Linked DNA regions of Mus musculus: all the other regions are linked to region 5. Evidence: chromatin loops called from intact Hi-C (ENCODE). Cell type or tissue: heart. All regions are shown on one strand. Region 1 overlaps Nek6 (NIMA (never in mitosis gene a)-related expressed kinase 6). Region 2 has its middle 13 kb from the start of Gm36744. Region 3 overlaps Nek6 (NIMA (never in mitosis gene a)-related expressed kinase 6). Region 4 holds the start of Nek6 (NIMA (never in mitosis gene a)-related expressed kinase 6). Region 5 has its middle 50 kb from the start of Gm25081. Region 6 holds the start of Gm35808 (a long non-coding RNA gene).

Region 1 (5,000 bases), 120 kb after region 5:
AGACTTAGGGAGACAAAATCTACAAGACCACTCAGGCCTGTGAGGGAAGGTGAAGCTTGGGTGGAGCCTAGTTCTGGCTGAGATGGGGACAAAGAAAGGGCAGGCCTTAAGCTAGTTTGAGCAGTGTCTGTGAGGGTGTGGCTGGGTCTAGAGTACCTCAGAAGAATCCTAGGCTTGCAGGAGGAACATAAAGGTAGTACATTGGGCAGGGATGCAAGGAGGGAATAGGTAAGGGAAAGGGAGGGGAGAGGAGAAGAAAGTGGGAAACCCTGTGCTCTAGGAAACTGGCTCCATGTCTCTCAAGCCCACCTTAGGGTGGCCCTCACTGCGTGAGAAAGAGGCCCGTGTCGGACCTCATTGTGACATGCTTTCAGAGAAGCCAGGTGTCCACTGACCATGGAGCTACAGAGTCTGAGTATGTGTGGTCTGGAGGGAAGAGATTCTGAAGGGTTAGAGGGACACAGGACCAGTCTGGAAACCAGACTCCATCTGTGTCTTTTCTAGCCTAACCAGCTCTCAGAATTCTGGCCTGAGCTCTGACTGTTTCCTGTCAAGTGAAAACCCAATAACATCTGCTTAACCGGAGAAGGGAAGGGGCACCAGCTGGGAGAATGCACTTTGCCATAGCTACATCCTGGGGTTGGACTCGTTCAGTCAATCCTTGCGTGCATTTGTGTGCTCTTCCAAGGCTGTGCGGATGGACGTAGGAAGACTTGGTTTCAAGTGTCAGTTGATTCTGTTGCCGTCAGTGTAACTTTGGACTGTCACTCAACCAACCTGACTTTCATTTCCTCCTCTGCATGTGGATTTTAGCAGTCACATGGAGTATACCTAGTACCAACCAAGCTACTATCAAGTTCCCCAATAACTGGTCCATATGTCATGCACTCCAGTTTGCCTCTCACCAGCTGGCCTTCTTCCTTGCTTTGAGAAGCTGGTCAGGTGGTACCCTGGTCACTTTGTAGGGTTACTTTGACAAGTCATGGTCTTTTTTGGAGCCTCAGTTTCTCATCTGCACAGTGGGGCAATGGCACCTCATCTTAGGAGAGGGTAAAGACCTGTGGATGTTGGCTAATGATGACGCTGTATAAGCTTGACCCCATAAGTGGCCAGGAGCTGGGACCTGCTATGTCTCCTTGCTTGGCCTTGGGCCTCCAACTCTAGGCTGCCCTTTGGGTAGTGGGCACCCAAACTAGGTTTCTGTCATTAGGATCTAGGTAGACACATCTGCTCTGGGCACAGTCATCTCTCACAGAGACAGTGTCTAGGACCCACCAGCCTTGTGAGGGTCAATAAAGGTAGATAAAGGTAGAACTTACCCCAAGATTAAGTCCCCAGAAGTTGGGAGGCAAGTCTCAGGTGGCAGTCCTGGGAAAAAGGCCAATTGGAACTTCAAATCCAACCTAGTTCAGCCTCCAGCCTCCTCTGTTTCCCTAGGTTCCTGCCATGTGAGAGAGAGCTTAGTTCAAGGCCAGGCAGAGTGGGCACAGTTCACATGAAGGAAGACATATGCAGTATGACTTTGGGCAAGTGTGTGTCCCTGACTGAACCTCAGCCCCCATGGATACCATTAGTGCAGGCACTTACCCTCCATTACTCTGTGAGCATTGCATAAATAATGCTCACAGTGGCCAGAACTTCTGACACTTTCCACTGAATGTATGACCCACCAAGATACTCTCAGAGGTCCATCTGCTTGTTCACCCGGCTGCCATGTTAGGAAACAGGCTCTCGTTGTAGGAAAATGGGGTAACATTTTAGCTCAGCAATCAAGCTCTCTAGCATGTCCCTCTTGAACCCTACATTGTTCCAGGGTCATCTCTGGCTGCCTGGTGCACACGTCACAGCTCTTTGTTGCTCTCTACACCAAAGCCAGGAGCCTAGGTGAGAGGTCACATGGTGTGTGCACACGGCACAGCACCTCAGAGCACAAGCATTTGCTCGGATTCAGAGGAAAAGCAGTCTGAGATGGTTCGGCGAGGCCTGTGGCTCTGGGTCACATTCCACAGATTTTTGACCCCTGGCTTGGGCTTGGCAGCCACTGACTCATTGTTGTGCAGCTTGGCAGGGGCTGGAGGATCCCGGAATCCCCAGGGTGACTGGGCCAGGAGACTCCCCATATTACTCAAAGCCTGTACCTCTGCTCTGTCCCTGCACTCCATGTCTCCCTCCAGATGCCCTTACCTGCATCTGACTCTGGAGGAAGCCGGGTTTTTGTAGAAATGTGCAGTGTGCGGAGGTTGGGTATTACAGAATGCAGCTCTCCTTAAGTCCTGCTCTGCCGTGACTCCCTGGGGACCAAAAGCCCTGAAAGGAGGGACACTGAAGTCTGGACCCAAATTCTCATCTGTGGCTTACTGGGCATATGGCTTTGAGCCTCAGTTCCCCTACCTATTATGAGTTTCCCCAAAGCCTTGAAGACGCGGACCCATTAAGAAGGGCCCTCCCCCATTCTCTGCTGGACTCCTTCCATCTGCAACATTCCCCTTGGTGCTTGTCAGGCTGGGCTGTCTTCTTCTCCACCCTGGGGAGCTCTGCATGGCAGGTGTTACTGGGTTCTGCGTGGGTCTGCGTGTCACTGATTGGATGCCCGGGATGGGGGTGGAGGGGGGGGATTGCTAGAAGAGATAAATGTGGACAGCAGCTGGGTGTGATCTGGAACACAGTGCCTCTGCAGGTTCTGCCCAGTGGCCTGTGTTGGACCAAAGACCCCTTGTGACCACTGGCCCTAAGGGTGCTCCACAGCCCCCAGACTTGCGCACTGGCCCTACATCATGGCTCTTGCGTGGAGACAGGGCTCAGTCTACAGAGTGCCACTGAAAAAGATGACAGTGTGATAGCCTCAGGAAAGGATGCCACCTTAGGTCTAAATCTTGGCCTCACTGCTTGTCCATGCGAGCCTTTCAACCTCCTCGTGCCTCATTTGCTCAGTGGCCCAATTGCAGCCTCTAGCTCATGAGGTCACGTTAAAGTATACAGGATGAAGGGCGTATTAAGGGCCCATGCAACAATTGTCATTGTTATCTGTTACTTCAGAGGTGGCTTGGGCCCCCTGTCATAGTCCTGGCACCCCAAGTAAGGTCCATATAGCTGTTTGGAGGTCTGATCCAGGAGGGGCATGGCCTTCCTAAAGAGCTGCCAGGCAGCTCAGTGAGATTTGCCCAAGGTCCCAGTTAGTTTGTGAAAGAGTGCAGATTCACACGCAGTCCACCCCACCCCACCCCACCCCACCCCCAGTCCTCAGCCCCAAACACCTGAGGGCTGGAGGCAGAATGAGAGAAGGGGAATTCAGAGACAGAGTCCAGTCAGTCAGGTAGGCAGAACAGATAACATGAATGCCCAGGACAGGGCAGCCTGTAGGCCCATTCTGGAGCCTTCTAAGATGAAGATGGAACCTTCTCCTGAAGACAGTTCTCCATCTTTTTCCCAGAGGTCCCCCTAAGGGCAGAGGACGGTGAACATGTCACCCTGAGGGATGTGGAGGGTGTTGGCCGCATCAGCTGCTAAGCCTGCGGGAGCCTCTGGCTTCCTCTTCAAATTCATGCGCATTTTACATCGGGCTCACTCTTATGCCCAGTTTGTTGTCACAGGCTTTCCCCCTGAGTAACAACAGTGCCTGAGGAAGCTTCTCCGTGCTTATCTGTTTATCCTGGGGCTTTTTGTACCCAGCTCCTCCACCATGTCACTCTGGGGGGCGGGGGGAGACGGGAGGGATGCTGTAGTTGGTTACTCAGCCAGACCGTGAGAAGATGGAAGATTCTGAGAGCATCTGGGCCCATTTGCATCCCCTGTAAGGCCTGCACAGAGGGACTCAGGGAGGGAGAGACCTGCCCTGATGCAGTGTACCCTCAGTCAGAGACTACGTATGTGTATCTCCACACGTGAGGTTAAGCCACATCAAAGGTGGTTAATGTCACAGACAGTAGAAATCCACATGAGCTGTGCTGGGCTTGGCAGAGGACCTGTGGCCTCACTTTCTGTTTTTGATTTTATGCACTGTGGAATAGATAAATGCCTCAAAGATCAGTGAGGGGCTGGGGAGAAACATGAGGACCTGAGTTCAATCCCTGGCAACCAAATACAAAGAAGGGAAGGTTTTGATGAGTACACCATGTCGACCTCTGCCATGTACTTGCACACACATGTACGCATCCACACACATGCACACACACACACACACACACACACACACACACACATTTGCGCCCACTCAGAGACAGTGGAGGTTAAGGGCTGCCAGGGGCACAGGAACAATGACGCTGGAGGCCAGGGTGCCTGCTGTAGTGGACTAGGTACCCCTAGTGTACCCGGAAGCTACAAACAAATCTGGCATCTGGTTGATGTGGCTGGTGACTTAGAGGGGTCGTGGAGTGACTTACAGTCCGACCAGATCTGCAGGATATCCGTTCTAACAATAGCGATGGTGCTGATTCCTGTCTTACTGCAGTGAGAGATGTTGGGACCTTTAAATGGTAGAGCTTAGTAGGAGGTCATTAGGTCACAGGGGCACTGCCTCCAGGAAGGATTATTTTTCATGAGGTTAAATTGTTTATAAAAGTTCAAGTCTGAGCCCTGACTGTCTGACTGTCTGGATTCTTGACTGGCTACGGGATCTGTTCTTTTTTCCCAGAGTCTTTGCCAGTGTAATATTAGCCTGGCAGAGGTTCCTGCCAGTGCTGATCGGGCCCTTGAATCTCCAAAACTGTGAGCTCAATAAAAAATTTCTTTATAAAGTTGTCCAGACTCAGGCATTTTGGTATAGTAACAGAAAACGAGCTAGTTCAAATAGTCTCTTAGCCTTGCAATGTGGGTTACACAAATGTGAGACAGGACTGACCAGCTTGTGTGCTTATTCCCTTGAGATGTTAGGAAGGTCATTCATGATTCATAGGGGCTTCTGGCTCTCTAGGAACTATATATAGTACAGCTGCTCAGGAGCCTGGGTCAGCACCCCCTGGAGTTCAGACTAGAATTGGGACACAAAGAGTGAGTCTGTAGAT
Region 2 (5,000 bases), 230 kb after region 5:
AAGTGTGTGTGTTTGTGTGCTAAGTCTCATTTGTATTTCAAGTTTTTTTATTATTTGATCACAAGTGGCCCCTGTCGTCACATCTTTTTAACTCTGAAGCCCTAGAGTTAGGGGCTCTGCTCTTCTCACCCAAAAGGCCTCCCAGATAGAGGTCTGAAAGGCACAGATCACACTATGGTTCGGGACTGATCAGATGAATTCTGTGCAACCTGTTTGCTGTCCTGGCCAGACGTCAGAGAGAAGGGGAATTCTCCAGAGGTAGGTGGGTTGTCTGTGTGAGTGGGTTGTCTTCGTAGGGAGTGATGGGTACCTTCAATAGTTATTTCAAATAGCTCACACACCCGTACTCTCCCTTCACGACAGAGTCTGTTTTGGAGAGGGGCTCCTGAGCTAAGACCACGAAGGAGCCCTCTGGTATGAGTCTGACTTTTCCAGGGAAGGTCACTGGAGCCAACAGGTGTGGGTCAAGAGGACAAGGACCAGGGACTCTAAGGCCACCTCCTGAGAGTACATTCAAGCCAGCACCTCCAGGCACTCCTAGAGTTACACTGGGGTCAAAGCCTACCTCTGCAGCTCCAGCTGTGACCACTTGGTTTCTCTTTGATCTGCCACCCCAACTCCTTCACCTCTGCCTTGGCTCTTTCCCCAAACCTTCCCTGCCCTCTCCCTCCACTTACTTAGCCTCCAAAATGTCCACCTCAACAGCTTCCACCGCATTCAGCCAGGGATGAAGTGAAGCCCTTGGTCCTTGTGACAAGCTTTCTCTGGGGCAATGTAAAAACAAACAAACAAACAAACAAACCTGCCAGAAACAAATGGATCAGATGTCCAAAGTACTGAACCGGTGAAATAGAAACCTCCCTCCGGCTCAGAACTCCACCCTGCACGCCTGTCTCCAGTGGGCTAACTGGTGAAGAGTCTATCAGTAGACAACCCTCCGGGTTCCTGCCTAGGACCATGAGCCCAGAATTAGCTTCCCTGTAGACAATGCACAACTTTCCCCAGATCAGGACAGGGCTACTATCCCTAAAAGACTAAGGCAGGAAAAAACAGCTTTTAATTTCTATTATTTATTTTTCACTTATTTAATATTTTATCAATTAAAATTGCATTTGCATCCTGTGAGTATAGTCACACGTTCACATGGGAGACCAGCGGGTTCTGAGAAACACATCGTTTGGGGATTTTTGTCATTGTGTGGACATCACAGTACTCACACACAAGCCCAGATGGGTTAGCTGGCACCACTCTGCTCTATGGTACAACCTCCTGCTCTGAGGTGACAGATCCAGACAGCAAATTAATGTACTGAATGCTGAGAGTAACTGTGACATATGAAATTATGTATTTTTTTAAAATGTACATTGCCTGAGTGTATGTCTGTATTAGCGTGCTGAATTTCTGGAACGGGAGTTATAGATAGTTGTAAGCTGTGGGTGCTGGGAATTGAACCTGGGTCCTCTGGAAGAAAAGCCAGTGCTCCTAACCACTAAGCCATCATTTTCAGCTCCCATTATTTTCTTACAAAAACAAACCAAAAAAAGAGCAACTTTTTTTTTAAAGGGTTATCATACAGCCCAGACTGGCCTCGAACTCTCTTTATATAAGATAATCTTGAACTTCGGATCCTCCTGTCTTCATCTCTTCTAGGTTGAGATTACAGGCACGGGCTAGTATGCCAGGTTTATGTGGGGGTATGGAGGTTTGGAGGTCCAGGCAGCAGCTCAGGACCTAGTAGGCTGGAGGGGGTTCAGTGTGTTGGAGAGGGTTGAAAGAACAGAGGGGACACTACTCTGTTACCAGACTTCCCTGGTCCTCACAGAGACCAGTACCTCTGCTTGAAGGGCACTAGATTCCAGAACCATTAGCACCAGAAATGTTATGGACTCTCAGGACCTCCATGCAGGGAGATAAAAGCAAACGTAGGATATACTGAAAACGTGCAAAGCCAAGAGGAGGGACTTGGGGACAATGAGGGGTACCTTGCCCATTTCTGGAGATACCCAGTCGGAGCCCTAGCCTCGGTTGAAGAAAGAAAAAAAAAAAAAAAAAAAGCCTTGGCCAGTGGCTGGGGACGCCCAGCTCTCTCCTCCGCCTCCCCCACCCCCCGCCCTCGTGCTGTCCAAGAAACAGTGATGAAGTTGGAACCAGCCTCTCCGGGATGGCTTGCAGGCTTTCAGACCGGATTGGCACGCGGCCGTCGAGCAGTTGGTGGCAGGAGCCAGGGGACCAGGAGAGCAGGTTTTCGCTGGAGGGGACGTGAGCTTTATTTCCCTCTTGGTTGCTGACAAGGAAGCAGCTGGCCTTCCCTGATTATTTTTACCCGGAGTCACAGCCGTGGCTGCCGAGCCTCCCCCAGAGCCCGCTACCGCGCGCCCCTCTCAGCCGCGCGCCACCAGCGCCACCTGCCGCCACCTCCTGCAGCCGCAGAGAGGGTACAGCTGTCCTCAGACCATTGCTGGTCACTGGCCTCCAACTCTGTGGTCTTTTTTTTTTTTTTTTTTTTTTTCTCTTCTTCTGTGCTTTTCCTCTGACTCCCCTCATCCCTTCCCTTTTGTTGTTGTTTGAGAGACAGTCTTGCTTTGTAACCTAGGCTGACGCTGGACTTCCCACTCTCCTGCTTCTGGGTAGCAAGCAGACGTCACTAGACCTGGCCACAGATATGGTTTCAGTTCAGAGACTGATCCTGACTATTATTTTACAGTTAGTACAACACATCCATATCTGTAGGGTCTACCATCAAAAGCTGGATATATGGGGGTTGGAGAGGGCTCAGTGGCTAAGAGCACTTGCTGCTCTTCCAGACTACAGGAGTTGGGTTCCCAGCACACACATATTTTGCCTTACAGCCAACCTGTGACTCTGTTCCAAGGGATATGACGCCCTCTTCTGACTTCCTCAGATACCTGCACATATGTGGCATTCACTCACACAGACACATACATACACATAAAAGATAAAAATAAATGTAAGAGCACATCTTAAAACTCTTAAGCGATAAGGAGGTCGGCCAGTTCCTCCTGCCTTCTGTTTTTCATAACCCACGCACACACGCACGCACCACAGTGGGGAACAATAATGGAGGAGGAGGGCTCCCAGACTGCCCTTTGAGAATAAAATGGGAGGCCAGAACCAAAGTCTTTTGGATAAAACACCACAAATGACTACACACTAACACGTTTGGCTGCCTTCCTTCCCAAGGCATGGATCGTCCCAGCATGGGAAAGGCCTCCCTCTCTCCCTCTCCTCTCTCCCTCTCTCCCTCTCTCCCTCTCTCCCTCTCTCCCTCTCTCCCTCTCTCCCTCTCTCCCTCTCTCCCTCTCTCCCTCTCTCCCTCTCTCCCTCTCTCCCTCTCTCCCTCTCTCCCTCTTTCCCTCCCTCCCTCCCTCCCTCCCTCCCTCCCTCCCTTCATTTTGAAACACTTTCACTCTTCCACCATACACTCAATAAAATAAAATAAAATAAAATAAAATAAAATAAAAATAAATGTAAGAAGGAAAAACCTGACGTAGTGTCAAAGCACAGAAGGGCTTGCCTAGAACCACACAATACAAGATTATGGAAAATGATATTTGAATCACAGTCGACCTGGCTCTACATCTTGACACCACCCATTTATATCTGTCACAGTGCTTTAAGTGAATGGGGACTTACTTTCCTCATTGGTAGGTGAGCGGGGGTGTGGGGGGGGAGCCACTCCACAGTGTCAGGAATTCAGAGTCTATAATACCAATATTGCTGCTCCATCAACCCAGATAGATCACCTTTGGACACGCTTCTAGTTTGCAGTCACAAGAGCTACTGAAACTCTGGGCATCGCACTAGAATTCAGGGTGGGGGTGGAGGACTTGGAGGAGCTGATGTTTGAGGCTGTGATAACCCACTTTATCAGGACAAAAAAGTATTTTCCCTAATGTCTAGCCCCCTACACACACACAAAAACCTGTGGGTTCCACTTCAGAGGTAAAAGAACTACCCAAAACTGCGAGGGAGGCTGAGAAAAATCAACATTTCTTGGATAAGGAGGAGGGCAGTAACATCAAATGCTGGGTCAGCAGCCTCAGTATCTGCCCCAACCCATGCGAAGTTGTATTTAGTTGCAATTCTATCACACAGAGGTTTAATTCTTGCTTCCTACTTTGTTCTTTTACTGTGTGGCCACTTGAAGTTTCTTTATCACACTGTGTTTTGGTTTAGGGCCTTTTTGAGACAAGTCTCACCGTGTAGCTCTGGCTGGTCTAGAATTTCCTTGTAGATCAGGCTGGTCTCCAAGTTATGGCAATCCCCCTGTCTCTCCCTCCCAAGTGCTGGGATGACAGGAATAGGTTGCAATCCTTGGCACTATGTTGTCTTGATCATTTTCATTTTTCATGGTTTTGGTTTTGGTTTTTGGTTTTTGGTTTTTCGAGACAGGGTTTCTCTATATAGCCCTGGCTGTCCTGGAACTCACTTTGTAGACCAGGCTGGCCTTGAACTCAGAAATCTGCCTGCCTCTGCCTCCCAAGTGCTGGGATTAAAGGCATGCGCCACCACGCCCGGCGATCATTTTCATTTTTAATGGCTTAGTTATTTCTTCAAGTGAACATATCACAGTGTATTTACAGGGCATTTACAGAGCTACATTTTTCAATGCACGTGTGTGTGTGTGTGTGTGTGTGTGTGTGTGTGTGTGTGTGTGTGCAAGCACACATGTGTGTGCATACGGAAGTTGGAGGACAACCTTGAGTGTCATCCTCAAGAACAGAGCCCACTTCTTTTGAGTCAGGGTGTCTCATAGATCTGGAGGTACAGTTAGACGAGGCTAGCTGGTCAATGAATCCAAGGGGGCATGTCTTTCTCTGTCTCCCCAGTACAAGGATTACAAATCCATGTTGATTTTATTGTTGTTTGTTTTGTTGTTGTTTGTTTTGTTTTTGAGACAGGGTTTCTCAGTGTAGCCCTTGTCCATCATGGAACTCACTCTGTAGAGTAGAGACCTGTATGCCTCTCTTTCCTGTGTG
Region 3 (5,000 bases), 86 kb after region 5:
TTTGACTTCCTAAGCTGTACAGCCTGGGCACTGAGGACTTGAACATTCCTGTCCTCATTAGGGCTCACCATAAGTCAGAGGTTATTGTCTCTATTATACGAGGAAACAGACACTAGCAGAGATGAACTGGCTGGCATAGTTTGGGAAGGTAGCACCACGACCCCGGTCCCCCATGATTAAGGATGCACCCTGTGCTGGGCTTGGTGCACAAAGTTTGAAGTTATTTTTCCTTTTCCCCACCAACACTGTTAGATGAGCACTGTTACAGTGTCCATTCTGTAGATGAAAAAACTGGGACACAGAGAGGCTATAGAATAGCGGTAGACCCAGAATTTGAACCCAGACTTGTCTGGACAGAGTCTATAGTCTCCCCATGAACTTGTAAAGTCCAGGTAAGTTGATAGATGGCAAAGTCAGGATTTAAATTCGTAGCTCTGATTCTAGGACGGGCTGGCTACCTTTATTGTGTTTTGTTCTTCTGGCCTGTTGTAAAGCCCAGCGATTTATGACAGGCCATGTTTTGCAGACCAGCCTGTTTCTAGAATTTGGGGCTAGGTCTTCCCAAAGACTGCTGAGCCACCAGAGTGAAGGTACTTTCCAAGTGCCAAGGATGGTCAAACCACTGTCAAAAGTAGAATAATACAATATTTCTCTCCTCTTTTCAGGTTGGACCAAGGAGGGAGGTGAGGGTGGAGGACTTGGTGAATCATTCAAGATTAGATATGGGTTACAACCAGGTGTGGTGGCTCACGCCCATAATTGTGGCTGAGGCAGGAGGATTGCTTTGAGTTCTGGGCCAGCCTGGATTTACATAGCAATTACCACATGTCCCAGGATTACACACCAAGATCCCATTTAAATAAATAAATTGATTAAATAAACACATAGATATAGGTTGGAGACAAAGCTGGACATGGCCCCAGGAAGAGCCCAGCCCCTGACCTTGTAGGGAGATGGAGAGTGATCTCAGATCCTTACTCTCCGTTCTGAATCTCTGACACAATCACTTCTGCAAAGACTCCTTGTCACCTGTCATTCAGAACTGGGTCCACCAGTTCACTTCCTCATTTACTTCCGTTTCTGGTGTTTCAGAAGAGGACTGTGTGTAAGTAAGGACCTGCGTGGTTGGGGCTCTGCCTGCCCAGCACTAACAGGAAAAGGTTGCTCTCTCCCTTGCAGGAGTGTCGTTTGCAGAGTGCTTTGCGATGCGATGCCTAAATGTAAGGTGTGAAGTAATAGATGGTACAGGGAGGCGCAGCCACGGTTCTGGCATTGATAGATTCCTCCCCATCTGGCCTGTGACTTGCGGAGGTAAAAATAGGCCTTGTTCTATGTTTTTATTTATCCAATTTAATTTTTGCTGATGTCATCATAGGCAGCAAAGTGCATATACTTGGGAGTTTGCTGATCCTTAGGACTGGGGCTCTGGAGCAGGGGGATTGTGGAGGGGCCATTGAGGGTGGTCTGGGTTTCTGTAAAGGGTTCTGAAGTTTTTGAGTGGATGATCTCCTAAGTTCTTAGCTTAGTTCTGTCACCCAGGTAAATCTTCTGTCTGTCCTTCCTTCCCCCTTCCTTCCTTCCTTCCTTCCTTCCTTCCTTCCTTCCTTCCTTTCTTCCTTCTTTCCTCCCTCCTCTTTCTTTTCTTTCTTTCTTTTTTTTTTTTTTAAGCTTTCTCCATTCCTGTCTGAATTTGGTGACACACTCATAATCCATCTTCAGGATAAACTTGTAGCCTTCTCAGACCCAAGGCCCAGACAGAAGTCATATTTGGACACATCCGTTAGCAGTCTAATATCCTGTGCCATTAATCCTGGGAACTTGAACTTGAGCATGTGATCTGGCAGTGTGACATCTGTCACTCCAAGAGGACTTGCTGTGTGACTACAGCCCCACACATACTGGGGACTCCAGTTCTGGATTTTAACCCCCCACAGGCAACTTCTCACGTGGTCTGGCAGCTGAGGACCTGCTCTCCTAGGCAGGTTCTTGGACTGTGCTGGTTAGAAGCTCAACACCCCCTAAAACCCTTGTTCACCACCCCTGGAGCTGTGCCCTGAGGGGGCCGTCAGATTGCATGTGGGGGCCACTGGATTCATTTAGTTCCAAGGGCTTTACCCACAGGGAACTGTTCTTTCTCTTAGACTTCTATGTGCTGGTGACCTCATAGAAAAGAAAAAGGGGGCTTTGTGTAGGAATTCCAGCGAGTGTGAAGGAATGCCGACAGGGAAGGGGCGGGTAGTTGCTGTGGGAAGCCTTAGGCGCCTGCCTTTTCCCCAAATTGTTTAACCCTCACACTTCAAAATCAGTGTGGCTCTTTTAAGGGGAATCCTCCTTTGTCTCCCTGACATCCGAGAGGCTCCTGGGTTGTGCCTTACACTCTGACTTCTCTCTCATTCTTTCATGACCCATTTACTAACACCTATCCTTCGGCCCTTTAAGCTGGGGATTTCTGGGAAGGACTCTATCTGCAAAGGGGCATCCTTACTTTCCAATGACCTGCTCTGATGATGTTCAGGGTCTCGCAGTGCCAAGAAGAGCAAATCACCAGAGCATGGGGTGGAGATGAGCACAGGAGGCTACCTAGGCTGAACTTCTGGGATTGGAAACGGCCCAGTTATCCATTTTACAGAATGGAAACTGAGGCCCTGAAAGGGCGAGATACTCATAGTCAAAATAAGAATATGTGCCTTGTGGGCGTGTGAGTGGTCAGTGGGTCACAGCATTCCAAAGGTCTTGGGTTCCGTTCCCAGCACCACTACTCCAGTTTCCAGGCATCTGATGCTGCCCTCTTCTGGCCTCAAAAGGCCCCAGGTACGGATGTGGTGCACAGACATACATGCAGACAAAATATCCAGACAGATAAAATTTAAAACAAAGAATTTGTCAGATACAGTAGACAGCAGTAGTTTGGAAAGAGGCTGGATTTCAATGCTGGAGTGGCCCTGTGGCATCTCAAGACAAGGTTTGGAGATCTGTGTTTGTTTTCTTCCTACTCACTCACCACAGGGCAAGACAGTGGGCCCTCTCAGTTTGGGCATGAAGCTGGAAAGTCTCTGAAGGCCTTTGAGCTGTGTCAGCTGTGGTTGTTAGGAAGTGAGGCAGATGTTTTGTTAATTATCTACATAGCGTGGCCCAGCAGAGATCTGTGTTGATAGGAGTGGTCATCACAGACCCGAGTGGGACCAGAGTCCTCACTGAGGACTCTCAGTCCTCACTGAAGTCCACTGGGCCTGAGGGAGGCCACATGTACTGTGGGAGTCTTCCTGGGCCATTTGAGGGTGTTAGATTGTCTCTCTCTAAGGGACCGGAAACCCTGATTTCCAGAATAGCTGTCCCTCCTGAGGAAGCTTTTGAGGAAATCTGTCCAGTTCCTCATACCTGAAGCCCACTAGGCTTGGGAGGGGAAGAGAGGCTGTGGAAAGCCACTCCCCCACAGAGACCTCTGGTTCAGGCTTCACTCAGGCCCAGCCTCCATTGCTGTGCCCATCCAGTGGGCTGGATATGCCGGGCAGCAGCTTCCCCTTCTTAGACAGCAGGCTGACTTTAGAATATAGATTCTGGAAAGTAAGAGCTGGGATGAGGGCCCTCTCTGAACGGCCACTGAGCACGAGGGATGTGAGCTTCTCGGAGGGGAGGGGCCAACCCACCCTGCCTTCTTGTCACCTGGGTGCACAAAAGGGCTCTGCCCAGGAGTCGAGTTGAGAGAAGGAGCTCCTAGAGACTGTTCAGGCTGGATGCCACTTCACACTAGAGAGTCCTGTGGAATGAAGGCAGATTACAATCACGAGGGTCTGGGAGGAAGGGGTGTGGGGAGTAAGTCAGGGCTAGATGAGTACAGGGTTCCTTGTGGGGTGATAAAAAATGGTTTGGAACTAGGTAGCAACTATGGTTGTGCAACGTTATGAATGTACCAGATGTTGCTTTCAACTGTTAATTTGGGTATCGCTCAGTGATACCCAATATAGTTGCCTAGCATGTGCGAAGTTCCGAGTTGGATCCTCAGCAACACACACACACACACACACACACACACACACACACACACACACACACAGAGAGAGAGAGAGAGAGAGAGAGACAGAGACAGAGACAGAGACAGAGACAGAGACAGAGAGATTAATTTTATATGATTTTAAAGGAAAAAGCAAACCAGAAGAGATTCTGTTGCTTAAGACAAAAAAAGAACCCCATCTCCTGCCCCCTTATCGATAGGAACAGTGCAGTGCAGCCCAGCCTGAGATCCTGCGTAGCTTTTCCATGGCTTCTGTCAGGTCGTTCTCCCAGCTTCCAAGCCGTGCATCATGTCTTCTGGGCCTGGGCTTGGGAGTGAAGCACAATGTCTGCAGTCTGAAGCAGGCGGAGTGGATTCTGGTCTCAGAACTAGAGATACCTGTGTTGGCTAGCGTGTGACACATCCATCTACTCACTCAAGAAGCACATCCCGGAGACATGGTTCATTGGGAGTTAAGGGTGCATACTCTTGCAGAGGACTCCTGTTCAGTTCCCAGCATGCCTCAGACAGTTCACAAGTGCCCGTAACTTCAGTTCCAAGGGATCAGATGCCCTCCTCTGGTCTCTTTGGACACCTGCATGTACTAGCACCCAAACAGACAAGCACATACACATGCATACACACACACACACACACACACACACACACATGCAAATAAAAATAAATTTAAATATCTTTTGAGACAAGATTTCAGTGTAGCTCTAGCTGTTGTGAAACCTCCTGTGTAGCGTGGGTTTGCGTCAAACTCACATGGCCTTTAAAAGGCATGTCACCATGCCTGGGAAATTAATTTTTTAATGATTTATTTTTTTATTTTATGTGCATTGGTGTTTTGCCTGCATGTATGTCTGTAGGAGAGTGATGAATCCCAAAGATATCTGTGAGCTCCCATCTGGGTGCTAGGAATTGAACCCAGGCCAATTCCTTAACCTCTGACTAACTAACCCAGGCTAGTTCTCTTAACCTCTGAGCCATTTCCCCAGCCTCC
Region 4 (5,000 bases), 80 kb after region 5:
AAATGAAACAAAACAAAAACTCCCCCACCAAACCAGAGTGTATACTTCTTGAGGAACAACTCTCATGATGATCCCCCACACACACACACACACTGTAAAGGCTAATATAGCTCAGAATAGACTGACTACTTTCAAAAGATGAACCAATAATGATGGATTGGGTGGGTAGAGGTGAGAAAATCACATGTCTCAAATCTCCTTCATTGTCAAATTTCCCAGAGTGCAGTTCTAGTCGGCAAGGTCTACAGTACTGTCTTAGTTAGGGTCACCATTGCTGTATTTACACCATGAATTCACACTATTAGGGTACTGTCTTAGTTAGGGTCACCATTGCTGTATTCACACCATGAATTCACACTATTAGGGTACTGTCTTAGTTAGGGTCACCATTGCTGTATTCACACCATGACCAAAGCAACTTGAGGAGGAAAGAGTTTATTCAGCTTACTTGTCCATATCACAGGTCATCACCAAATGAAGTCAGGACAGGAAGCTGGAGGCAGGAGCTGATGCAGAGGCCATGGAGGAACACTGCTTATTGGCTTGCTCCTCATGGTCTGCTCAGCCTGCTTCCTTATAGACCCCAGGATCACCAGACCAGGGATGGCATCACCCACCACTGGCTGGGCCCTCCCCCTAAGTCATTAATTAAGAAAATACTGCCTACACCCTGATCTTATTGAAGCATTTTCTCAAATCGGCCTCCCTCCTCTCCAGCAACTCTAACTTATGCAAAGGCTGATATAAACTAGCCAGCACAAGTTCTCTTGGAGACCATTTTGCCAGCTGAGATGGAGGTACTGACTACTTCCCTGGCTAGTGATGATCCCTGCTCTTGGACACACAGATGCTGAGATGTGGAGAACGGAGGGCCTAGAACCCAGAGACCCAGTTCTGCATTTGATATAACGTAAGGTCCTCCAAGAACATTTCCAAACAATCAGGTATCCCCAAGTGGAGGGGGTTAGGGTGCCAGGTACCTTTCTCTCTACCCCTGCCCTTCAGGAAGATACACGTCTTTGATCTTCCAATCAGAAACATTTTGGGGAGTGAGAAGGTTGTGTGGATAACCACAGCAGGTAGGAGAATAGAGTAGATGAGATGGTCCTCTCCTGCCACTGAAGCTGGCAAGGCCCAGCTTCTTGGGAAGTGGAGGCAGGAAGCTTGAAGGGCCACAAGTTCAAGGCCAGCCTGAGAAACATGAGGCCGTGCCCTACCCCCATCAAAAGCCACATAAGGAATTTCCTAAAATCCTCCCACCAAGAAGCCATTGAGGAGATACTTTACTCCCAGGATGTGGCAGGTGCAGTCTGGTTCTGGTTCCCATGTCTCCCTCTCCCAAAGGGCCCTCCTTCCCGTCTACGTACTGCAGGAATGCAGTACTCAGGGGCACATCCCGCCTGGAATCCCACCAGTTTCCTTCTGTGAGCTGCTGTGTCTTCAGCTTCAGCCCATGACTTGCCACCCCCATGAAGGGGATGAAGACAATAAAGGTCTCCCTCAGAGGCCACACCTTCCTGATGACTGGACCAGCAGCAGCAGATCCTAGCTGCTTCTCCACAGAGAGCTCCAGGGAAGGCGCAGAGAGCCAAAATGGTTTCTCTTCCTCTACTGCACAGTGATAATGAAGTAACACAGCATCATCCTGAAAGTCTCCAGGGCAGACATAGAGCCTGCCCCTGAGACCACATTCCCAGTGTGGTTGGCAGTGGGAGGCACAGGCAAGTCTAGTGCACACACAGGGAGGCAGCCATGCTAAATCTGGGAGGCATTTTGCAAGTAAGTACCTCTTTTCAGTGACTCATTTTGGGACTCACTAAAAACTCCTGTGAGTTGAAAACAAAAGTGGCCCTTGCACCTCTCCCTTCTCCCCACCCCTGCAGAAAGATGGGTGTTGCAGGAATGGTGAGGGTCTTGGAGCTGACTAAATTTGATTTTATGTCACAGCATGTCAGCGGGGCCTGCAATCCATCTGTATGGTCCATAGCCAAAGAGAAGGAAGTAGGGGTGCGAAGGAGGAAGGTCGGGAGAAGGGTGGGTTTGTTTCTCCAGCCTATCCCTTGAGACTGAAGATGCCTTATGTAAGCCCCACCCATCCTGTTCCTGCATTATAGTTCACTGGATGTGTGGTGGTATATGAGCTGGGCCCCTAATTCTCTTAACACTTAAAAACGACCGCTTGCCTACAGCCGGACCTCTAAGGTTCATCACTGGCTGTGAGACCTGGGACATGTTGTTTGGCCTTTCTGAGCTTCAGTTTCCTGAAAATGAAGACACTGCATGTGTTTGTGAACTCAGCAAGGCTGGGGAAAGTCCTTTCTAGTGATCTGACGCTGCTCCTTAGCTGTTCTGCCAGGACAGTTTTTACAGCAGAGAACCCAGTCAGAACACAGCAGGCCCCTAACCATACCCTCTCCTCCAAAGACTTCTGCTCCTCAGTAGAGACCTCCACTCTTCATTGCCTCTTAGAAAGCAGCCCTGGTCCTCCTGCCTCCGGCCTGCTTAACCTTATTTATCCTACTGTCTGCTTCCTGGAGAAACTCAGATTTCCTAGAGTGGGCGTTAAGCTTTCATTTTTTAAAACAACAGTTATTCGTGTGTGCCCTCACATGCCACAATCCACAGTGTATGTGTGCACATTAGAGATAACTTGTTGGTGCCAGTTCCCTCCTCTCAGAAGCAGGGACCAGCCTGGCTGCTCTGGGCTGGTGGCCATGCCTTTCTTACTTAGAACAAGGTTGCCTAGCAATAAGCTGCTGAGACCAGAAATCTGTGTCATCTGCTTCCAGTTCAACCACTCACCACCTGGGGGACTTTGCTCACAGGCCTCATTAAAGCCATCTAAGAAATGGGCACATGGGTGGCATGATGCCACCCTCACAATGGCTGAACATCATGAGGCAGGCAGGGGGAGTAATATAGGTTGTGGGCCTGATTACTGTGGACTCAAGTAGACTAGTTAACTGAATACTCAGCAGGTTGCTATCCCGTGCCCAGACATGTACAGCAGATTAATGGACAGATGGCAGGTGCTTGGGCACACAGACAGTCTAGAACACTCAGAAGCAGCAATACCTGTCCCAGCTACGAGCATCCCTTCCTGAGGGGAAGTGGGAGTCACCTTAATTGCTCCCCAGAGAAGCTTGGACATCCTAGTGGGGTTGTTAAGTATGCATAGATGAAGGCAGTTGTTGTTGTTGTTGTTTTGTTTTTTGTTTTTAACATACAACACTTGGTGTGAATTTGGAAGACATGGGGAGGTTAAAGACAATTTGCTGGAGTTCTTTTGTTCCATTGTGTGGGTCTGGAGGATCAAACTCAGGTCATTCCCCCCACCTCCACCCCCACCCCCACCCCCAGGCTCCTGGGTATTTGGCTGGCCCACTTACTCCTAAAAACCTTCTGCACACTGATGCTTGGCTGGCCTGGAGTTCCCAGGAAGGCAGTATCCCCAGGAGATACTGGCACTTTGAGGGCAGGGACTTGGATTTATCCTAGGTGCCTACTTCTGGAACTGTACTGGGCACTATTTGTACACTGTACTATTGTACACACTGATATATATATATATATATATATATATATATATATACATATATACATATATACATATATACATATATATATATATATATATATATATATATATATATATATATATATATATATATATATATATAATATGAATGACAACATCTCATGTAGCCCAGGCTGGCTTGGAATTTGCTATATAGCCAAGAATGAATGAATTTCAGACATTTTTGCCTCAGCCTTCCTAATTCAGAGATTACAGGTGCCCAATTTCCCTAGTGCTGAGATTAGGAAAGCATGCTATCAACTGAACTTCACCTCCTGCTGCACTCTGTGAATGGGTCAATTTCGGTCCTGCGAGGGCTGTGAGAGGAGCAATGTCAGCTGATGAGGAATCCATGGGTGTGGGGAAGGGTCCACGAATTGGTTACCCAGCGAATCTGCATCTTATAAAGTCTAGAGCCCGCGCAGAGGGGTTCAGTGCCCAGGGTTTGGAGTCTGAGGCTCAGTCTTCCAACCTGAGTTGGACGATCAGGCACCCAGGCTGGGAGCGCGCCCCCGGCGCCCCCTAGCCTGCGTGGCGGCCGCGCGCACGGGCGCAGGGGGCGGCGCGGCCCCGCGGCGGGGAGGGGCGGGCGCGCGGGCGCGCGCAGAAGCGGCGGCTGAACCAAGCGGACTAGCTGCGGCCGCAGCGCCGCCAACTCGCGTGTGACCCGCGCTCCGCCCGCCGCCGAGAGAGCCGCCAGCGCCGGTGAGTGGCCTGGGACCAGCGAGGGGCGCGGGCCAGGGCGTGGGACTGTCACCCGAGGCGTTGTGGGCGCGCGCGCGTGCCCGGGGAGTCGGCGGGGACGCCCGCAGGAGGCCGAGGTGTCCGCGGCGGGCTCCATCCGCCCAGCTGCGCGGGAGTGCGTGCGTGTGCACATCAGGGGCCCGGGCTGTGAGTTTGGGGTGGACCAGTGCGGGTGGACGGGCTCGGCTTCGGTTTATCCGTTTATCGAGTGTTTACCGTGGATGCCAAGGAGTACGTGTGCCCACGTGTCTGAACGTTCCCGAGTGAGTGTGTGCACACGTGCACGGGCAAAAGTGTACAAATTCCATACGAGAGTGTGTTTAGGATCCAGACTGTGCACTCCACACTGCAGGCCGGTGTGTGTGTGATGTGCCGGCTGACCCTGTCCAGAGAGGGTGCTGGGCCGGATTCTGTGAGTCCGCAGATCCCCAGGTTCTGACTTTGGTTGGAAGCCTCTTAGCCCGGCCTTGGCAGAACTCTGCATGGCCACGCAGGCTGAGGAGGGGGCTGCGCTGAACTTGAATTGAGGTTTTCTAAATATGTCTTAGTTCCCTGGCTTTGTTCGTGGCTGTCTCTAGCTAGGCCAGATTTGGACTCTGTTCCCCATACCTAGGGGTTAGGCCCTAGGGAGACCCAGGGCCCCAGATACTTGTCCTCTCTGCCTGCTCCTCTAAGTTAA
Region 5 (5,000 bases):
TGTCGAGGCACTGAGATGGCTCACTGGGTGAAGGCATTTACCACCAAACCTGAAGGCCTGAGTTCAACCCAGTATTCACTTGTTAGAAAGAGAGAAGCAATGCCTACAAATTGTTTTTTGAATTATGAGAGCACACACGTGTACATTCACACACGTATGCACTACACATATGTGCACACACATGCACACACAGACAGACACACGTGTGCACACACAGAACACACATGTGCACAGACATGCACACATAGACACACATGTGCACATTTTAATGTCTGGAAGTGTCCCAGATTAACTAAAAATACTAACTGCTCCTGGGGAGGTTTTATTGATCAATGTTTAAGAAATAGAGACTTATAGAAGAAGTGAGAGAGAGGTCAGGCACATCTCTTGAGTCTGGGTTTCCCTACGTACAAAATGCAGAAGACTAAAGTGTCTCATCCGGTTGTGAACACTCTGTGGCCTAGTCAGCTTGGGTAGGTAACACTTTCTGGCATGAATTGCCTTTTGAGAGAATTTTGAGAGTTAAAAGGCACCTGGGTAAAGAATTCAGTGGTAGAGCCTGTCTAGCATGTGATAAAGGGCTATGTTTTTCATTCCCAACAAAGCAAAGAAAAAAAAAATCCAGACTTACCAAAGGGAGAGGGTAAGAGTCACGTGTGGTTGGATCATTTAGAGTAGCAACAAATAATTAATCACATTTGTTTAAATTATTTTTTAAAAATTTAAAAAATTATTCATTTTATGTGTTTTGCTTGCATATATGTATGTGCATACTTGCGTGCCTGGTGCCTGTGGAGGTCAGAAGAGGGCATCAGATCCTCTGGAACTGGAGCTACAGATGGTTGTGAGCTGCCATGTGGGTGCTGGGAACTGCATTCACGTCTGTTGCATTAACAGCAAGTGCTCATGCTCGCTGAGCCACCTCCAGCCCTGTTTCAGGTCTTTCCCAAAGTAATATGTGCACGAGCATGCTCTCTTATTTATTATTACTTTATATTATATTTTCTGAGATGTAGCCTGGACTTGACCTTGAACTCACTATGTAGCCAAGGATGACCTTGACATTTTTTCCTTGCATTTAATTTTTAGCAGTCTCATGCATGTATACAATTTATACTTACATCTTCCCAACCTCCTACATGGGTGATATATGTATGTATGTATGCATTTAATTCCTTGTTTGTATACGTATTTGTGGTGTATGTGTGTGCAGGTAGCCACAGCTCCTGTGTGACCCTATCTGCCACATAATATCCAAAAGATGATATTTCACAGAGCTTGCCTCTGTCCTTCAGCAATCACAATCTTTCTGCCTCCCTTTGACATTGAACTTCTGATCCTCTTGCCTCTACCCTTTGGAGTCTGGGATTACAGGCATGAGCCAATATGCCAATGTGGTGCTTGGGATCGGACCCAGGACAAGCTGGGAAAAGCACCCTACCAACTGAGCTACAATCCCAGACACCATTCTCCCTTTTAAAACTGGAACGGAGCTGAATGGAAAGAGCTCTGGTAAAATATGTGCAAAGCCCTGCGTCCATCCCTACACACACACAGACACACACACAGACACACACACACAGACACACACACACACACACAGAGAGAGAGAGAGAGAGAGAGAGAGAGAGAGAGAGAGAGAGAGAGAGACTGATAGGGAGCTCAGGAAAGAAGGACCTGAGACCTGAGTTACCTTAGGAGGGAGGGAGGCTCCTGTGGGCTGTGGCATTTATTTATTTTCTGGCCTCTTACTTTTCAAGGCCACCTGCACAATTAGCCTCCTCTCCCAGGGTCATCAGCATAGTCGGAGTTATGCAGACTCTCAGCCTGCACACCCAGCCCTGCTCACTGTGACCCGCCCCATGTCAACCCAGCACATACAAAGTCAGCTACCCATGGTGAGCTTCTCAATGATCAAGTATCACTGTCAACCACACAAGCACTCACAGAGTCCTGCCTGCAAGCTCATTGCTCACGGTGACCCTATAGCCCAGTTTGGGCCTGGTGTCCCACCCAAGATATGGCCTGCCATTGCCACTATCCAGGAGCTGGCGCCGTGTTACTGGACTAAGGAGGCCATGATGTGGCCTGACCTGGAAGCAGAGCAAACAAAGGTGCGAGCATAGACAAAGGAATCCACGCCAGTGAGAGTTATGCCAGGATCCCGGATCTCAGGTCCTGTCTCCCGGAGAGCATCTGGTCCTCAGCTGTTAGAAGACACGGAGCTCAGAACACCTTTACCTTTCACCCACCAGGCACCTCACTGGCCTCACTTCCCAGAGGAGATGACTACCACAAGCTCTTTCCACTACAGAACTCATGAGATAGATGTTCAAGTCTGAAATCACCTAGATCTAGTTCAGAATTGGAGCTCTGCTTTTTAACAGCCACAAGCCTCAGTTTCCCTCCTAAAATGCAGATTATAATTTTTCACCTCTCATGGTGGTTGTGAAGAGTATCAGGAGTTAAAACCCTGGCACATAGTAGGGCCTCAGCCAGCTAATAAGCCTTGGGCTGTGTGACTGTCTTATTCAACAATGGGTCCCAAAGACTAGCATGCTGCCCAGCACACAGTAGGTGCTTAATATTTGTCCATGAAATTAATGAAGCATCCTTAACAACCTCCAGCCCTCAAATCCCTCCTGCTTCCCAAACTCTGCTTCTTAGGGTTTTCTCTGCAGAGGTCAATTGGCAAGTTAACAGGACCAGAGTTGGCCACCTTCCAGGGCTGGGAGCCCTGAGCTGCAATGTCCGATCCTGGTCACTAGGGGGCGAAATCTCTTAAGGTTTTTACAGGGGCTCGAATCCTTCTTGCCACTTGGGGGCCACAGGGGACTTGAAAGGGTACAGACAACTAGGTCCTGTCTCTTTGCCTCTCTGGCTAAAGAACCTTGGTACTGCTCTCCTGAAACCCAGTGGCAGAGAGCCTTACACTCTGTTGTACGTAGCCACTCTGTTTTACTGTGGCTCTTTGTCAGGTTTGACCTGACCTCACCGGTCGAAGTGTTAACCTGTTCACTAGTGTCCTGGCTTTACCTACTATGGTTTACACCCAAACCTCAAGCTTTCCTGTGTCTCCCAGCCCGAGAAGTCCAGGTTAGCAAAGCTAGAGGACCTGTTTGCTACCCATTTGATAGATGGGAGAACTGAGGCCCACAGAAGAGAATCCTGTTCTCAGGGACCCATATCGAGGAGAGAGTGGGCCTGAGACCCAAACCCAGTTCCTCCTTTTCACCAAGCTGTTTCGAGCAATTGCCCTAGGGGAGGAAGACCATGAAGTCTTTCTTGTGCCCTATTCCCCATCCTGGAGAAATCTCCTGCCCTGACTCACTGTATCCTCTGCCACGACTTGATGAAGTTATACCTGTCTGCATTTAGGGCTGCAGCAAGGGAGGCCTGGCAAGGGTGTCCCAGTTCACAGGTAACAGGTTACAGTTTGTCCCTGGGACTGTCTGACTTCCGGGCCCACTTCCTTTATACTAAGTCAAACTATGTAAGATTGCCATTCCCATAGGCCAAAGAATTTTAAATATCTGGTATGCTTAAACTATTGCTTTGGAGACATACACACACACACACACATGCCAAAGGAAGGAACCATTCTTAAACTATTTTAGTGTCAGTGAGGGGCAAAGGGTGGTTTCTTCAGGTGTGAAATAGGAGATTTCTATTGCTGGAGAAATTGGCCCACAAAGTCCCCCCAAAGAACCTGTATAGCCAAGCTCAAGGATGTCTATCCACAAACGTCATATACCTCAGGTGGGAGAGATTCAGGGTGCATTGGGTAGAGATATAGCTGTTCCAGTCATGTCATGGGGGCTCCTTGGAAGCAGAACAAGTCCATATGATAGGAATGAAGATTGTCACAGAATGTCACGAACACCGTAGCTGGAATGGCACAGAGGGAAGCTGGATGCTGAGGAATGTCATAAGATGCTTTGGAATGTCAAAGAATGCCACAGGGTATCATGGGTTCCTGTAAAGGTCAAAGGATGCTGTAGACTGCTCTGCTTGGTCATCAAAGTCGTCAGATGTCAAGGACCACTTTCCAGTGCTACCAGGCAATGCTGCAGAGGACTATAAATGTCACCATGACTTGGACAGTCCTCCTGGTCTGTAATAGGCAGTTTGCTGGGAAATCACAGCATGTCATGGGAACCTCAAGCCCGGGAAGTACTTTGGAGATCACACGGATTCACTTGCATGTTTTGCAGATGGGAAAACCGAGGGGGGTGTTACATAGTCCGTGTCTGGTGGACATACAGTCTGAGGCAGAAACAGATTTGAGTCTCTAGCCTCCCAGTCTGAACAGCCTCCCTAGGCCAGGGGCTCCTGGGGACTAATTAACCCCGTGATGGAAACAGTGGTGCCCAGGGGGTATTGAGCAAACCTCCCAGTTCTGGCTGGCACTGGCCCTCTGTCAGGATGGGAATTAACTCCACGTGTGGGGCTTTCTGGTCTGGAACATGAAATAATGAGTTATTTGTGTGGAAATCAACAGCATACCAGCTCTGCAGCCTGGCAAGGGTGGGTGTGTTGAGGGAGCCCTTGAAGGTGTTCTCCAGGCTCTGGGCTACAGGAGCTGCCTCTGGCCTTCCTGGGGGATACTCCTTGCACAATCAAGGACTTGGAAGTGCCAGCTTTGTCTAGAGCTTTTGGTAAGGGTCCAGGGGCTTAGGAGAACGGGGTCAGGAATGAGGAGTGAGAAAACTAGAGAGGGGCTTTAGAAGGGGAACCTCTGATGTCCTTCTGTGCCTTTGTACCAAAGGTCAGATGGTAAGAGGGGATGTGAGCTTGTAGTGTGAGCCTGAGACACCCTCAGCTCTCTTGGAAGATTTTGGGAATGGTATCATGAGGTCTTGAGGAATCAAGACGGCAAAGGTGGCCTCAGGAGGTGACCTTCCCTGGTCCTGACATCTGACAGGAGACACTGCTCATGATGAATCACTCACTACTCTTGCCCCTTTTTCTCTGATTGCCACATTCATCTTTGCCCCCTC
Region 6 (5,000 bases), 100 kb after region 5:
CTGAGCACGAGGCATCTGGTCCCACGCTCTGCAGGGGCCAGGTTCAGGTTTACAAGGTGAGTTCCAATGGACTTGGAGATGCTGGGCCCTTAAGTCTTGTGTGAGATTTCACAGTTGTGTCTTGTCACTAGAAAGGTTCATGCTTTCCCTTTTTTTCCTCACCTCCTTGACCTGGGGCTGTCTCCTCCCTGGTGCTGGGACATTGCCTGTGGCAGAGGGTCTTTGCTGGAATCATCACAGGTTCCAACAGGGAACACATTTTTGCTTTCTCACAGAAGGACATGAGGAGGCCCAGCCTCACCTTCCTCGGTCAAGGCTGAAGGGAATCTCTGGTACATTGGCTTAATTCCTTGCACGCCGAATCCAGAGCCAAGCCAAACCTGGAATATGTGCACCCAGCCCCAGTGAAATGAGAGAACAGAAGGATAAGCCTGGCATTAACAACTTTCTATGTCAACTGTCCTTTCTCCTGAAGAATGGTGATAATGGATGGAAATTTTAGATGCTGGAAAATGCTGGCAGCCTTATGTGTATCTTCAGATTTGGGGGGAAGCATTACAGGCCTTTGAAATTCCCTGAGTCTAGGAGAAAGTGCCTCATCACATCTGACCCCTGGTTTCCTAAGGCTGTCTTAACAAGTAAGCTGAGACTGAGTGTAGTAGCACAGTGGTCTCATGCTCACTCTTGCCTGCTGTCTGGAACCAAGGTGCTGGGCTTGCTTTTCTCTAAAAGGAGAGTTGCTCTGGCTTCTGGTGAATGCTACCAATGTTGAGCTGTAAATCCACCATGGTCTCTCTCTCTCTCTCTCTCTCTCTCTCTCTCTCTCTCTCTCTCTCTCTGTTTGTGTGTGTGTACATTCACATTTCCTTCATAGAAAGACCGATTGGATTGGAGGTTCATCCTAATCCTGCATTACCTCAGTTATAGTTGTAAAAAGCCTATGAATATGCCTCAGTTTACAATCCAGACAAGATCATGGTAAATCAAAGTGCTGCCGGGCAGTGGTGGCACACGCCTTTAATCCCAGCACTCAGGGAGCAGAGGCAGGAGGATCTCTGTAAGTTCGAGGACAGCCTGATCTACAGACGAAGTTCCAGGACAACTTGGGCTACACAGAGAAATCCTGTCTCAAAAAGCCAATAAAATAAAATAAAATAAAATAAAATAAAATAGAAACGCCTTAATTCAAACCCTCACCCTCCAGCCTTCTGGCATGTTTTCACACTGCACCCTGTAGATGGATGGTGGTTCCTCTCATGACTGTGGGACTGATAGATAGGCTATGGTTAGCTCTGCCCAGCCTTCTTAAGATCTCAGACCGTGTATGGCTAGTTTGGGAATAGATTGAAGTTAAAAATCGAAAGTTAGATTTATGTAGACTGCTTATCCATTTTGTACTATTACAAAGTCAAAGAGTCATAAGTTTGAACTATGCTTAAGTACGACTGCTTATACTTCCAAGGTCACAGTCTCAGGTTATCAGGTTGATATGACATTGGAGGGAATGCCATCCTGTAAGGACAGGGGACATCTGGAATGAGAGGACTCTGCAGAGCCTGCTGCATTCCTGTGGAAGAGAAAAGCATATAAGAATCCAAGCATTGGAGGGGGCAGGGAGGGAGGGAAGGAAGGAGGACCAGGAACACACTGCAAGGGGAGGATACTACCTCTACCCCCCTGCCTATGCAATGGGCCTGGAGACTCAAGAGGACAGGGTCCTAACTCCAGAGCCTGTTCACTCTGTGCCTATGATCGGTGCCCACACCACATCCATCACTAACGCAGCCTCCCGAGTGGTTTGTCTTTAACACAGTCCTCTGGAGGCATCAGCTGGGGTAATTGAGGATCCAGAGCTTCTCAGAGCTTAGCATCAGTCCTACCTTGGCTGCACAGGAGGAGGAATTCCTCTCTGGAGAGTGACAAGGCCCTACCATTCTGTTCCATTCTCAACATTGGCAGCCAGCAAGGCTTCCCCTGCTGTGGATAAAGGAAGGAAGGAAGGGAATCTGGCCCAGTTCGTTCGTCAGGGACCCTTATCTCTGTGGTCAGGCAGTTCCGGGTATCCCAGCCATGACACACCTCCCAGAGAAATCTTGAGCAAGCACACACATCCTGTACGCAGACTAAGCCTCACCTCTCTTCCCTGTGAAGTAGAAGTAACATTCCGGTCATGCCCGTGTCAGGAAGAGACTGAAAACTAGGTAAACTTGAGGGTGTGAATCCTTCCTATACCCAATAGAGGACTTGGCCTGGTACACAGCAAATGGCTTATAAAGTCTTGCTGAATAGAAACTTGATGCTGTCAGCACTAACACCACACTGATCCTGAGTGCCTGCTGCCAGGTCTCCCCACAGGAATTCTTTTGTGTCTCTCCATGAACATACATGCCTCCATGAGTGGAGGCTCGTGGGGTAGCCACGAGCACAGGAAAGGAGCTTCAGTCTTTGACTGTTCACATGGCCCATCTGCGAATACCAACACTTGTGCTCTGTAAAAGAACACCAGAAGGAGAGAGAGTCCGGGGAGTTGACCTCTGCCTCTCACATGGCTAGCTGTGAGCAGGTAGACTCAGGGCCCTGTGAATCTGAGTCACACTGGTTTGCAGATCCAGCTCCCCTGCTATCACTGTGGAGTCTGTCCCCAGCACACAGCTGGGTCTTCCTAGCCTCTGAGCCTTTCTTTGCACGTGCTGTCCTTCCTTAAAAACCCATCCTGCCCTCCACTCGCAGATACTTCCTGTTCTGAGGATATACTCCATAGCCTCAGGGCCCCTTCTGGGGTCTCTGATGAGACTGAGGTCCTGTGTAAGTGGATGGAGGGTCATCTTGGCCCCTGAGAGGAGTAGGAAATGCAGGTAGTCTTTCTTAATGATTATTCCATGTTGATAAAACCAAGAGCAGAGCCAGGGGAATTTCCCGAGTGCTCACCACAAAATTCCCTCTGCAGATTTCAGCGCCTGAGGTACAGGACACCTAGGAAGGTGACCACTGGATAGTTATTCCAGCTGCCCTTGGGCCTGCCTGAGTGACTGTTCAGATTACATCCTACCCCGGTGCCCATTTCTAGAGGTTTCCAGATGCCCATGAATGGAGCTCGTGTGCACCCAGAGCCCAAGGCCACCTGTGCACCCAGCACTTTCCTTGCATGTCCATTTCTGATGAGGGCACCTCTTAATTTCACAGGCAGGAGATTCTGCTGGATCCACTTGTGTGTGTGTGTGTGTGTGTGTGTGTGTGTGTGTGTGTGTGGTGTGGCAGTCAGAGGAGGACACCAAGTGTACTCTGTCACTTTCTGCCTTATTTCTTTGAAATGGTCTTTCACTGAACTTGGACCTAGGCAGGTGGCCAGTAAGCACCCATAATCCTCCGGTCTCTGAGTCCCACAGCACTGGGGTTATAGGCATGTATGGCCACTCCCATCTTTTTTATGCAAATACTGGGGATTAGAACCCAGATTCTCAGGTTAGCACAGCAGGCCTTCTGACCCCCTGAGCCACCCTGGATTTTAGACTTTTCCTTTGCTCTCTCCCTGCTCTCTCTACAGAGGTGAAGCTATATCTCTCTGAATCCCAGTTTCGTGTAAAGACAGCAGTGGGGTGAGTTGGTTCATCCACACACACGGGCTGTGCAAGGCATGGGGAGGGGTGAACATGTGATTTAGTGGCAGTTTCTTCTTAGCATGACTTTTCCTTACTCAAGAGAGTCAAGAGAAACCAAATTGGCTGGCTATTTGTTTAAGCCAAAAAATGTTGGAAGAATTTTGTTTGGGAAGACGGGCTTGGGTTTTCGGTCAGAACTATGCTCCCTCTGGAATTGCATGGTTGGATGTCCAGGCATATTTTAAAAGCTTGGTGACCACCCAAGTCTTTGAGCCTTCCACGTGGATGCTCCGAGGTCACACTCTTCCGGAATCCCTCACACAGCGGGTCTGCTCATTGCGTCAGGAGTGGCACTTCCACAGAGCAGCTATGTCTGACTATGAATAGATGGTTTTTTTCCTCTCTTTCTTGGACACATGAATGGCAGTCTCCCTCCTGCAGTCCCCGAGGCTGACCTGTGTGTAAAACTCCAATACGGACATCACAGTAGGGTCATCCATTCCTGTTTGCATGGGCCCCTCTCAGCAAGGCTCAAAGAGACGGGTCGATTGCTGCTGTGACTCAGGGGGCCTCCTGAGGGGCTCCTGGGCCCTGGTCTATAAAGGCTGCTAAGTGTACTGAAGAAATTGGACTTCACCAAAAAGCAGCAGTAGCTGAGACTGTCTCCAAACTGCGGTGGCTGCTGCTGCCTAATCGGGGCCTCTAGTCACTGTGCAGAGTATTCTCTTAGAACAGGAAGAATGCTAGGGACCAGCCAGCACCCGCTACAGGGTGGGGCTGAGCTGTCTGGTCAGGTCACCTGACTTTGACCTAACTCAGGTAGCCTGCCTCTTTGCTTCAACTTTCTCCTTTTGCAAAATGGAAATAATGGCATCGCTGTCTCACAAGATACTAGAGGGATTCAGTTACTTATCATTCAAGCACATGGAACTGTGCTTGGTACAGAGTGGATAAATAGGGGTAAACTGGGGCCCCAAGAAGGCCAGGGACCCATCGATGGTCACGCAGCCAGGTGGGGGCAGCCAGGGCCGCAGCACATGATGTGCTGTCTCGTGGACACGTCCCTTCCTTCCTGCTCAGACTTTCTCAACTGTCTTCTGCAGAGGAAGTCGCATGACCCTCAGCCACAGGAATTCTTAGCATCAGTGTCTGGAGTCTCCTTGGCTGGCTGAAGCTCGCTCTGCCTGCTATCTGCTATTCAGCTGCTGTTTTTCCATGTCTTTCTCGTAAAGCTTTGGAGGGTCTCTCCTGTCTTTGCAAATAGAAAAATTAACCTTTTGGACAAGGAGTCTGAAGACTTAATGTGTATCCTTGCTGTGTGTCTCTGAAGCAGCCACTGCCTGCCCCGCCACCCCCAGCCTATTGTCTTGTCTGTTGTCTGACCTGCCCACCTGTGATTGA

Evidence for each region. Peaks named below come from ENCODE experiments on the same cell type or tissue, not always from the same donor. Only the 100,000 strongest peaks of a DNase experiment are listed, where the experiment ranks them.
Region 1: a loop joins it to region 5, with 2.6 times the contacts of the local background. A loop is called at or near these places in 2 of 42 quality-filtered maps.
Region 2: it touches region 5 in a loop (7-fold over the local background); 13 of 42 quality-filtered maps call a loop at or near these places.
Region 3: it touches region 5 in a loop (2.2-fold over the local background); 7 of 42 quality-filtered maps call a loop at or near these places.
Region 4: a loop joins it to region 5, with 2.5 times the contacts of the local background. A loop is called at or near these places in 7 of 42 quality-filtered maps.
Region 6: it touches region 5 in a loop (2.3-fold over the local background); 2 of 42 quality-filtered maps call a loop at or near these places.

Annotation. Positions count from the first base shown.
Region 1 is chr2:38,544,437-38,549,436 of GRCm38, forward strand. All of the region lies in intron 1 of Nek6 (NIMA (never in mitosis gene a)-related expressed kinase 6), which reads left to right. Among named protein-coding and RNA genes, the nearest start is that of Gm35808, 14 kb to the left of the region's middle. In heart, no CTCF peak of the experiment used is centred here; DNase peaks (open chromatin) are centred at 2,035 and 2,475; H3K27ac peaks cover 3,386 bases.
Region 2 is chr2:38,656,289-38,661,288 of GRCm38, forward strand. No RefSeq gene overlaps it. Among named protein-coding and RNA genes, the nearest start is that of Gm36744, 13 kb to the right of the region's middle. In heart, a CTCF peak has its summit at 2,402 (motif pointing left); a DNase peak (open chromatin) is centred at 2,303; H3K4me3 peaks cover 753 bases; H3K27ac peaks cover 349 bases; H3K27me3 peaks cover 564 bases.
Region 3 is chr2:38,513,554-38,518,553 of GRCm38, forward strand. The region is part of intron 1 of Nek6 (NIMA (never in mitosis gene a)-related expressed kinase 6); the gene reads left to right. Among named protein-coding and RNA genes, the nearest start is that of Nek6, 4.4 kb to the left of the region's middle. In heart, a CTCF peak has its summit at 2,790 (motif pointing left); no DNase peak of the experiment used is centred here; H3K4me3 peaks cover 46 bases; H3K27ac peaks cover 1,748 bases.
Region 4 is chr2:38,507,512-38,512,511 of GRCm38, forward strand. Nek6 (NIMA (never in mitosis gene a)-related expressed kinase 6) reads left to right here and starts at 4,186. Exons shown (of 10, transcript NM_021606.3): 1 at 4,186-4,282. In heart, a CTCF peak has its summit at 2,817; DNase peaks (open chromatin) are centred at 2,007, 4,240, 4,340 and 4,996; H3K4me3 peaks cover 1,289 bases; H3K27ac peaks cover 1,233 bases.
Region 5 is chr2:38,427,367-38,432,366 of GRCm38, forward strand. No RefSeq gene overlaps it. Among named protein-coding and RNA genes, the nearest start is that of Gm25081, 50 kb to the right of the region's middle. In heart, a CTCF peak has its summit at 2,766 (motif pointing right); a DNase peak (open chromatin) is centred at 2,745.
Region 6 is chr2:38,531,394-38,536,393 of GRCm38, forward strand. The region is part of intron 1 of Nek6 (NIMA (never in mitosis gene a)-related expressed kinase 6); the gene reads left to right. Gm35808 (a long non-coding RNA gene) reads right to left here and starts at 2,044. Exons shown (of 2, transcript XR_374292.3): 1 at 1,881-2,044; 2 at 1,424-1,567. In heart, no CTCF peak of the experiment used is centred here; DNase peaks (open chromatin) are centred at 2,048, 2,618, 3,878 and 4,678; H3K4me3 peaks cover 951 bases; H3K27ac peaks cover 4,856 bases.